2 separate regions of the Homo sapiens genome follow, and region 2 is linked to region 1. A link is an interaction called in ENCODE POLR2A ChIA-PET data of the cell type or tissue named here. Cell type or tissue: Caco-2. All regions are shown on one strand. Links, peaks and the distances in the headings refer to the core of each region. The heading gives the core; the rest is flanking DNA.

The links. Peaks named below come from ENCODE experiments on the same cell type or tissue, not always from the same donor. Only the 100,000 strongest peaks of a DNase experiment are listed, where the experiment ranks them.
Region 2: POLR2A ChIA-PET joins it to region 1 with 5 read pairs; 2 of 35 experiments call an interaction of 5 or more read pairs at or near these places.

What each region holds. Positions count from the first base shown.
Region 1 is chr20:32,827,999-32,831,998 of GRCh38, reverse strand. The region is part of intron 2 of MAPRE1 (microtubule associated protein RP/EB family member 1); the gene reads right to left. Among named protein-coding and RNA genes, the nearest start is that of MAPRE1, 10 kb to the right of the region's middle. In Caco-2, for the core only: no CTCF peak of the experiment used is centred there; a DNase peak (open chromatin) is centred at 1,808.
Region 2 is chr20:32,574,948-32,579,689 of GRCh38, reverse strand. The region is part of intron 1 of NOL4L (nucleolar protein 4 like); the gene reads left to right. Among named protein-coding and RNA genes, the nearest start is that of NOL4L, 8.0 kb to the left of the region's middle. RefSeq lists enhancers at 2,214-3,167, 4,124-4,742. In Caco-2, for the core only: a CTCF peak has its summit at 2,478; no DNase peak of the experiment used is centred there.

The DNA of each region.
Region 1 (4,000 bases), core at 1-4,000:
CATCCAACAAAAGTACACTGAGGGCATTCTTTTGTTTTTTTTTTTTTTTTTGAAACGGACGAACTTTTTTTAAAAACCCAAATAGAAGACAATCTATTCAGCAACTATATCCACAGTGGTATTTTACCCAGTACTATTTTACACAATTAAAAAAAAGAAAAATTGGCCAAGCGCGGTGGCTCACACCTGTAATCCCAACACTTTGGAAGGCCAAGGCGGGCAGATCACCTGAAGTCAGGAGATCGAGACCAGCCTGACCAACATGATGAAATCCCGTCTCTATTAAAAATACAAAAAAATTGGCCAGGCGTGGTGGCGTATGCCTGTAGTCCCAGCTGCTTGGGAACCCGAGGCAGGAGAATCGCTTTAACCCGAGAGGCGATGGTTGCAGTGAGCTGAGATCGCACCATTCATTGCACTCCAGCCTGGGAGACAGAGCAAGACTCCGTCTCAAAAAAAAAACAACAAAAAAGAGACAATGACTTATGAATGAAACTGGTTACCAAAATTGCACAGGAGTTAAAAAAAAAAAAAGTCAACAACTTATGCATGAAACTGGTTACCAAAATTGTACAGGAATAAAAAAAAAAGAAAGAAACATTCTTATTTATTTCCCTATTTCTAAAAAGAGAAAGAATCAATTACATAAATATTGGCATCCAGTCCTCCTGATAGACTTTTATGCGAGTATGATTCTCTTCATGTTTCTTTTTCTTTTTTAGAGACAAGGTTTTGTCATGTTGCCCAGGCTGATCTCAAATTCCTGGGCTCAGGTGATCCTCTCACTTCGGCCTCCCAAAGTGCTGGATTACAGGCATGAACTACCACACCTGGCCTTTAATTTTTTTTAATGAAGACCTAACTATTCATAATCAGAAGAAAATGAGCTTCCTATCTTCTGTTTTGGTTTGCTTTATGTAAAGCAAGGGAAAAATCAAGGAGGTGCTTGAAGACTTAGGCAAAAATGTTTGAAGAGGCTGGGCGCGGTGGCTCACACCTGTAATCCCAGCACTTTGGGAGGCCGACGCAGGCGGATCACGAGGTCAGGAGATCGAGACCATCCTGGCAAACACGGTGAAACCCCGTCTCTACTAAAAATACAAAAAAATTAGCCGGGTGTGGTGGCGGGCGCCTGTAGTCCCAGCTACTTGGGAGGCTGAGGCAGAGAATGGTGAGAACCTGGGAGGTGGAGCTTGCAGTGAGCGGAGATCTCCAGCCTGGGCAACAGAGCGAGACTCCGCCTCAAAAAAAAAAAAAAAGTTTGAAGAGATACTTCCTTGATCAGAAATGTGACTTGATAAAACCAGTCCCTCAGAAAGGCTGCAGACTTATGCAATATAACAAAAGGGAAGGTGGGGGCTGGGAACTTAGAGGGAACTTAGTGTTCAGTCAGGAGGCCACTGCAGCAGCAGTGAGCAATCTGAGAAGGGGCTGGATCTAGAAGCTCTTTCAGAAGACAAATAAAACTGTGAATTAGCCTCAAAAGATGCTTCTCAGGCCTGGGACACTGGAAGAAAGATGGAATCATGGCCCCAAATGGAGTACCTGGAAAAGGGAGCTAGCCTGAGGAGAAAACAAAGCTGAGATTTTAAGTAATGACAGGTAGGGCAAAAGTATCCCATAAACAGAAATATCAGACCAGATCTGAGCTGGGAGAGGCCTGGTTACAGGTGTGATAACACACTCCCAGAGCAGGAGGACCATGTCATTAGCAGTGCAGCAGAAGCAAGATCGCCAAGCTGTCTTACATGAACTCAAGGGCTGTCGGGGCCCCACATTAAGCTGAGGAGAAAGGAATCTACCATTTGCCTGGGAACATCAACACCTTTGCTGCGAAGGAACCCATAAAGGAAGCCAGGCTGGAGGGAGAAGACAAGGAGGAGAAGGGGAGAGCCGAATACATTCAGTGAGACCCCTCTACATGTGCAGAGGACCAAGCTGTGCTCTTGAGAAAATGCAGAGGGGCCTGAATATGGAATGCAACACAGGAACAATTCACAAAAGCAACCAGTACTCCCTTTCTGACAAAAAAAAGCTCTCATAAAAATCATTCTCTTTGACCAGGTTTTTCCTCATGATGACTATCTTTCCAAAATACTTGATGACTAGCTCTCCAAACTACGGAGACTACAGAATGTATTAATGAATCTTGAAACAACCTGCCAAATCTTTCACTGAAAGTTATCCTTGCCTAATCTCCCTCTACCAGAGCCAAGCAAAGGCTCAGCTCACTGTTGGGGGTAGGAGAGCCCACTGCTGACAAAATTTGGCCACTTCACAGGCAGCAGGCAGATTAACAAAGGACCTCAGCACTTTGCCCTCTCAAGGAAGAAATGTATTCCTACTTTGTAAAGCTGTGTTTAGTGGAGAACTCTGGTCTGCTAGATCCTCTGCTCATCAGAGATGAGGTTAGGAAGGATCTGGCACCAGCATCAAAAGCTCCTGGAATTCTCCTTGGGCCTCAGTAAGCACAAGGAGTTGAGGAGCCTCACTTTCTCTGACTCCAAACCCCTGGCAGCGGGCCTTCTTCAGAGAGACAATGTCTGTGTCTCATCCTGTCTGCTCTCATACTGGAAGCAAGACCTCATTTTCTAAACACCAATGTGAAACACAATGCAACCATCTACATACTCCAAGAGACATCTTATACGGCTTTCAAGAAGACTAGTTATGAATGAACAAGTTTGTTTACAAATCACAGTTAAGTGTCCTGCACTTACCCTTTTCTAGGGAGAAAAAGCACTTTATTTGGGAAAAGTAGCAGACATGAGACAAAACTGACATACCACCCAGGCGCGGTGGCTCACACCTGTAATCCTAGCACTTTGGGAGGCCGAGGTGGGCGGATCACAAGGTCAGGAGTTCAAGACCAGCCTGACCACCACGGTGAAACCCCGTCTCTAGTAAAAATACAAAAATTACAGGTGGCACGCACCTGTAATCCCAGCTCCTCAGGAGTCTGAGGCAGGAGAATCGCTTGAACCTGGGAGGCGGAGGTTGCAGTGAGCCGAGATCACGCCACTGCACTCCAGCCTCCAGTCTCAAAAAGAAAAAAAAAACAACTGACAAACCTCACAGACTTTATAGTGAAACAGTATCACTATAATTAACTATATGTAATTTACATTTGTAATTTACATTTGTTTAATCCCCTCCAAATGTTTCTATAAAAGATATAACAAGTATGCAGCAGGATGCATGTGGGCTGTGTGCTCAGAAAGATCTGGTTCAAAACCAGGTTCTGTAATACATAAGCTGTGCCCCAGGGTTAGTCTCCTCATCTGTAAAAGGAGGATGTGCCCCCATCAAATGACCTGCACTCATTTCCAGGGTCTGGCACACAGTCAGTTATCTGAAAGCTGTTATTATAGGTGATTCTCACACTGGCCAACAAGTGGGCCAGGTATCGCTGCCCCAGTTCACAGATGAAGAACTAAGACATTAAGGGTCTTGTCAAAAGTCACATGGCTCAGAGCAGACTGAAGCCTCTTTATGCCCAGTCCTGTCTACAACAGCTCTCTGCCTGAATGAGATAAACCTAGAGCCCGATCAGCACATATACAACTTATCTAAACATTAAAGATCACATTTTCCAATTAACTAAGTGAAATAGACTTTGGAATATATTTACAGAAAAAGGTAAATTTTAGAGGGAATTGCTGGTAAAAAGCTGGCTCCAGTGAAAACTAGGATGACCTCATCCTCACATTAGTCACAGAACACAGGTCAAACAAGTGCTTTAAAAGCCTCACACAAATGGGGATAGGGAAATGAATAATGAGGAAACTAATAGAAAATGGTGGGGGGGACACAGCACAGATCTAAGGCTAACAGCCTGTTGTCTATGATCAGCAAAGTAATTAATGCTGAATAAACACAACTCTTGGGCACCACTGTGTTACTGTACAGCTTCACACGTAGCCTCCATCTGACCATCCGTAAAACCAAGATTAAATACACCTCACCAAGGAAATAACAAGACAAGTCAATGAAACTAAGA
Region 2 (4,742 bases), core at 419-4,418, 250 kb after region 1:
CCTGGGGCCTCCCCTCTAAGTCCTGGGTCACTGTCTGCTGAGGGGTGGGGACACCGTGCACCCTTCTTCCCTGGGTAGGAGCTGGTAGGAAAACCCTCTGCTTTATGGCCCCTGCAGGCTGCTTTGTCGTCCCTGCACGTCTGGGAGGCTGGAAGGCCCATCTGGGACCTCAGAAATGCTGCTGGGAGGATTGGGGGGTGGGGAGCCTGTGGCTGGGGGTGTCTGGGGACCAAGTGGAGGGCCTCAGGCATACCTGGGCTTCTTCAAGCCAGATCTTAGCTCAGAGGTTGTGCGACTGAATCCTGAACATGTGTGTGCTCACGGGCTAGAACACGCATGTGCGTGCATGTGTGTGTGTGTAAAAGTGCAACTGTGTGGGTGTGAGTGTGCTGTTCCTATCTATGTGCAGGCTGGAAATGCTTGTGTGTGTGTGCGTGGAGTGTGTGCAGGGCACAGGTGGAGAGGCTCCTCTGCGTGTTTGTCGGCATCTATGTGAGCACCTGGGCTGTGGGCCTTGGCAGCTGCGGGTGTGACTGCGTGTGCTTGCACTCATGTGAGATCTGGATTGGACTCACCCTGTCTGTCTGCCAGTGTGGTGCTGTTGGGATGTCCTCCATCATCACCAAGTCACCTGAGCTGCTGCCCTGGCCCCTGCCATCCCCGGAGTCTCAGCAGCTGGCTGAAGCCAAGAGGTGGCCATAAGAGGTGGTGCCATACCCCCGTCCCCATGACTGCAGCCAAGGCATCTCCTTGTTCCAGCTTCCCACTGCCACCCCCTACCCGCCTCTTGCTATGGTCCTATAACAAAGCCCAAAGCCAAGCATGGGGCGGGAAGGTCCTGGGAGAAAAGGCTCTGAACTTGAAGTGAGGGGGCCAGGGCCTATGGGGTCCTAACTCAACTGTTTAATTCCCACATGACCACGGGCAAGTAGCCTGCCTGGCCTCTCTCAGTCTCAGTTTCCTTTTCTGGAAAATGGGCTCTAAAACTCCACTTCTTGGCAAACTGGAAAAGGCTCTGCTGTCATTTGAGGATGGTGGCTAAGGAATGTGCTTGAGGCCACCCTGCTCACTCATGTCAAAGCCAGGCCTACCAGCCTGGGGACATGGTGAGACCCCGTCTGTATGCAAAATTTTAAAAAACTCAGGCATGTTGGCACGCACCCGTAGTCCCAGCTACTCAGAAGGCTGAGGCAGGAGGATCACTTCAGCTCAGGAGTTAGAGGCTGCAGTGAGCTGTGATCATGCCACTGCACTCCAGCCTGGGTGACAGAGGGAGACTCTGTCTCAAAAAAAACAGAGAACGAGGCTAGGCCCATGGGCCCCAAAGCAGGTAAAGAAGCAGCTGGAAGTTGGTGACAGCACCCACCAGGGCCAGTGGCTTATTAGAACAAGAACTCTTGAGTCCACTTTGATGTAGAGAACAGGTAAAGGGCCTGGGCTTTAATGCTACAGGACCCTGGGTTCAAATCCCATCTCTGCCCTTTTATCAGTTTGGCCTTAATTTTCCTTCCTTCCCTCCCTCCCTCCCTCCCTCCCTCCCTCCCTCCCTCCTTCCTTCCTTCCTTCCTTCCTTCCTTCCTTTCTCTCTTTCTTTTTTGACGCAATATTGGCTTACTGCAACCTCCGCCTCCCATGGCCTTAATTTTCTCATCAGTAAAATGGAACTGTAATCATATTCCTCTTCTAGGAGTGATGTGGAAATTAATGCTTTCATGCACGTAGGGCCCCCAAATGTAGCAAATCTTAGGAAATGTTAGCTGCTATGTGATCTCACTGAGCCTCAATATTCCTCATCTGGAAAATGGGAATGGTGATGAAGGATGTTGTGAATATTAAATGGTACAGTGGAGACGAGGCACCCAGCCAAGTCCCCGGCATAGAGTAGGTAGGCAGCAACTATGAGTTCCCTAGAGGTTGTATCTGAGTCATTTCTGTGTCTCCAGTACTATCAGGGGCCTGAGAAATGTTGCATTGAATTGAACAGAGAAGGCTTTTTCTTTTCTTTTTTTTGAGACAGATTATCGCTTTGTTGCCCAGGCTGGTCTTAAACTCCTGAGCTCAAGTGATCCTCCTGCCTCAGCCTCCCAAGTAGTTGGGCTTACAGGCAGTGGGCACTGCACCTGGCACCAGAAGTCATGGTGAGGGATGGAGATGTGGCATGAGCCCCCAGAGCTGGGAACTTGCAGACTCAGGGTCTCTTGCTGCCCTGACTGGTTCCTGCCCTGCAGTGAGCCTCATTATGTTTAGTTATGACATACAGAAGGCTCCAGTGATCTCCCTGCCTCTGAATTCTTCCCAGGTGTCAGATCCCAGAGGTCAAGGAAGGGCGCTGGAGGGCTTTCCCAAGGCCTGGCAGGCACCTGCTGAGAAGAGGGACAAGCCTCTCGCCCTTCTCCTGTATGGACGCCACCCCCGCCCGGCCCCCTGGCTGGGAACCTGAGTTCCTGGGGTCTGGATTTGTGAGGAGAACACACAATGGCTGGCGTAATGACTGCCTCCCTCCGGCAGGGGTCTGAGCCCATCTCCCAATTTTTCAAGCCCCTGCCATGTGCCAGATACATTATTCCATTTAATCTCCCCTGGGTTCTGTGAAGTAGATGAGAACTTGGTACCAGACAGGCCAGGGAACCTCCTCAAGGCCCACAGTGAACACACAGCTGGGCTGGAGCTCCAGGGCTCTGTCTGACCCTCCAAACCCCAGAGCCTGGAGGCAGGGGCACGGGAGGACCCCCGGGAGTGAAGGCAGCAGGGGTGCCCTAGCTCTCCACCCACCCCTGGCTCATGGTGCCCTCTCGCCTTTAGTGAGGGCACCCCACGTAAGCTTTCTAGACCTCAAGGCTGCCCTCCCACCTGGCCAGACCCAGCCTTGTGGGAGACGGATGCCCCTGCTGCCTCTCGTCCATGCTCTTCCCCTCCGATTTCAACTGCAGCTGCAGGCCTGGCCTGGGCGGGCTGCTGGGCTAGCAGACGGGAGTCGTGGGGAGTGGGGAGACGGCAGAGCAGGTGGGAGGCTGGGCCCATCCTCTCACCCACGTGGTTGTGGATCCCGGAGCACTAGTCCTCTTGGCCACCCTGGACATGGAGCTCCTCCCCTGCAGATGGGGAAACTAAGGCAGAGTGGAGGGAACTCACTCAAGGTCCCAATGAGCTCCAGAGCTGAGTGTGAGCCACTGGTTCCCAAGCCCAGGTCATTCATTTATTCACTTCCTCGCTGCCCTTCCTGTACAGCAGCTGCAGCCTTCCCCTTCCTCGGCCACACCTGAGAGTCACTTCCGACCCCTTTCTCTGACCTCCTCTCCCTCCCAATCCAACCCATTTGCAAATCCTGTTGGTTCTACCTTCAAAGCACATCTCAAATTCTACCATGTCTCATGGCCTCCACTGCCTCTAGCCTGGTCCAAGCCTGGAGAGGTGGCTGCCTCTCCCCGGGGCCCCCTGTGTCTACCCTGTTCCCTGCCCACATAACCCCTTCTTCCCACAAACAGCCAGAGGAAACCTTGGAAACCCCAAGTCAGGTTCTCTCCCTCCTCTGTCCAGAACCCTCCAAGACTCCTGTCTCACTCAAAGCAAGAGCCAAGGCCTTCCCAGTAGCCTGCAGAGCCCTGCGCGATCTGGCCCTGGCTGCCCACTGCTCTCAATTCCCTCTCGCCTCGTTCATTTGGCCTCAGCCACACTGGCCTGTTTGCTATTCTCCAAACACGCCAAATACAGTCCTGCCCCAGGCCCCTTGCACTGGCCTTCCTCTAGCTTGGAATACTCTTTCTTCAGATCTCTGCATGGCCAGCTCTTCTCCCTCTTCAGGTCTTTGGTCAAATGTCACCTGCTCAGAGAGGGCCTCCTTGATCACCCAGTGAGGCCCACCTTAGATCCCTTGGACCATCTCCCATCTCTCTTTTCTACTTGATTTTTCCTCTGTGGCCCTTATCCCTGCCTGACATTATGTGTATTTCACTACTTTCTGTGCTTAGGATCTGTCTCCTCCAAGGCCATGAGCACTAGCAGGGCGGACTGCGTCTGTGTTTTTTTGCTGCCGTGTCCCCAGGACCCAGACCAGCCCCTGCCCTTAAGGGGCTCCCCACTGGGCAGGGTGGTTCAGCAGATGTCTCAGAGCCGGGTTCTGAGAACTGCCTAGTTCTACACAGAGGCCCTGAGCAGCCCCAGGGCGCAGACCCACCCTCCCACGGGACAGGGCCTGAGAAGTCCTTGGGAAAGTGACATTTCACCTGGACCTTGAAGTCCAAAAAGAACTTTTCAGCAAGAGCAGAGCATAGGGAAGCTCATTCCGGGGGGTGGGACTGGTTTTGGCGGGGTCAGCGTGGGCGTTGTACGACGGATCCCAGGGCCAATTTTCTTAGAGAAGCATGTTTGGAAGAACATTCTAGATGGAGTGGAGATGAGTAAATGGCCAAGTCAGCTTGAGAACCACAGTGGGGTCCTGAAGGGGTGAGCTGGCAAGATTGGTTGGGGCCAGATGGAGGAGAGAGATCTGAAGAGCCCATCGCATCAGGCACAGCAGGGAGCTCACAGGAGGGTTCTCACGTGGAGGGAGCTAAGGTCACGTTGGGGTTTTAGAAGGAACGCTCAGATTCTGTGGTGAGAGGCAAGAGGGCGATGGAGAAGGAAAACCAGGCAGAGGCATAGTGAGGTGAGGGGAGAAAGGCGTGACGGGTTTCCTCGACGGACCAGCGGTTGAGTGGCTGGGGCTAGGTGAGGTGGGAGTGGGGTGAGGGAGGCTAGAGGGT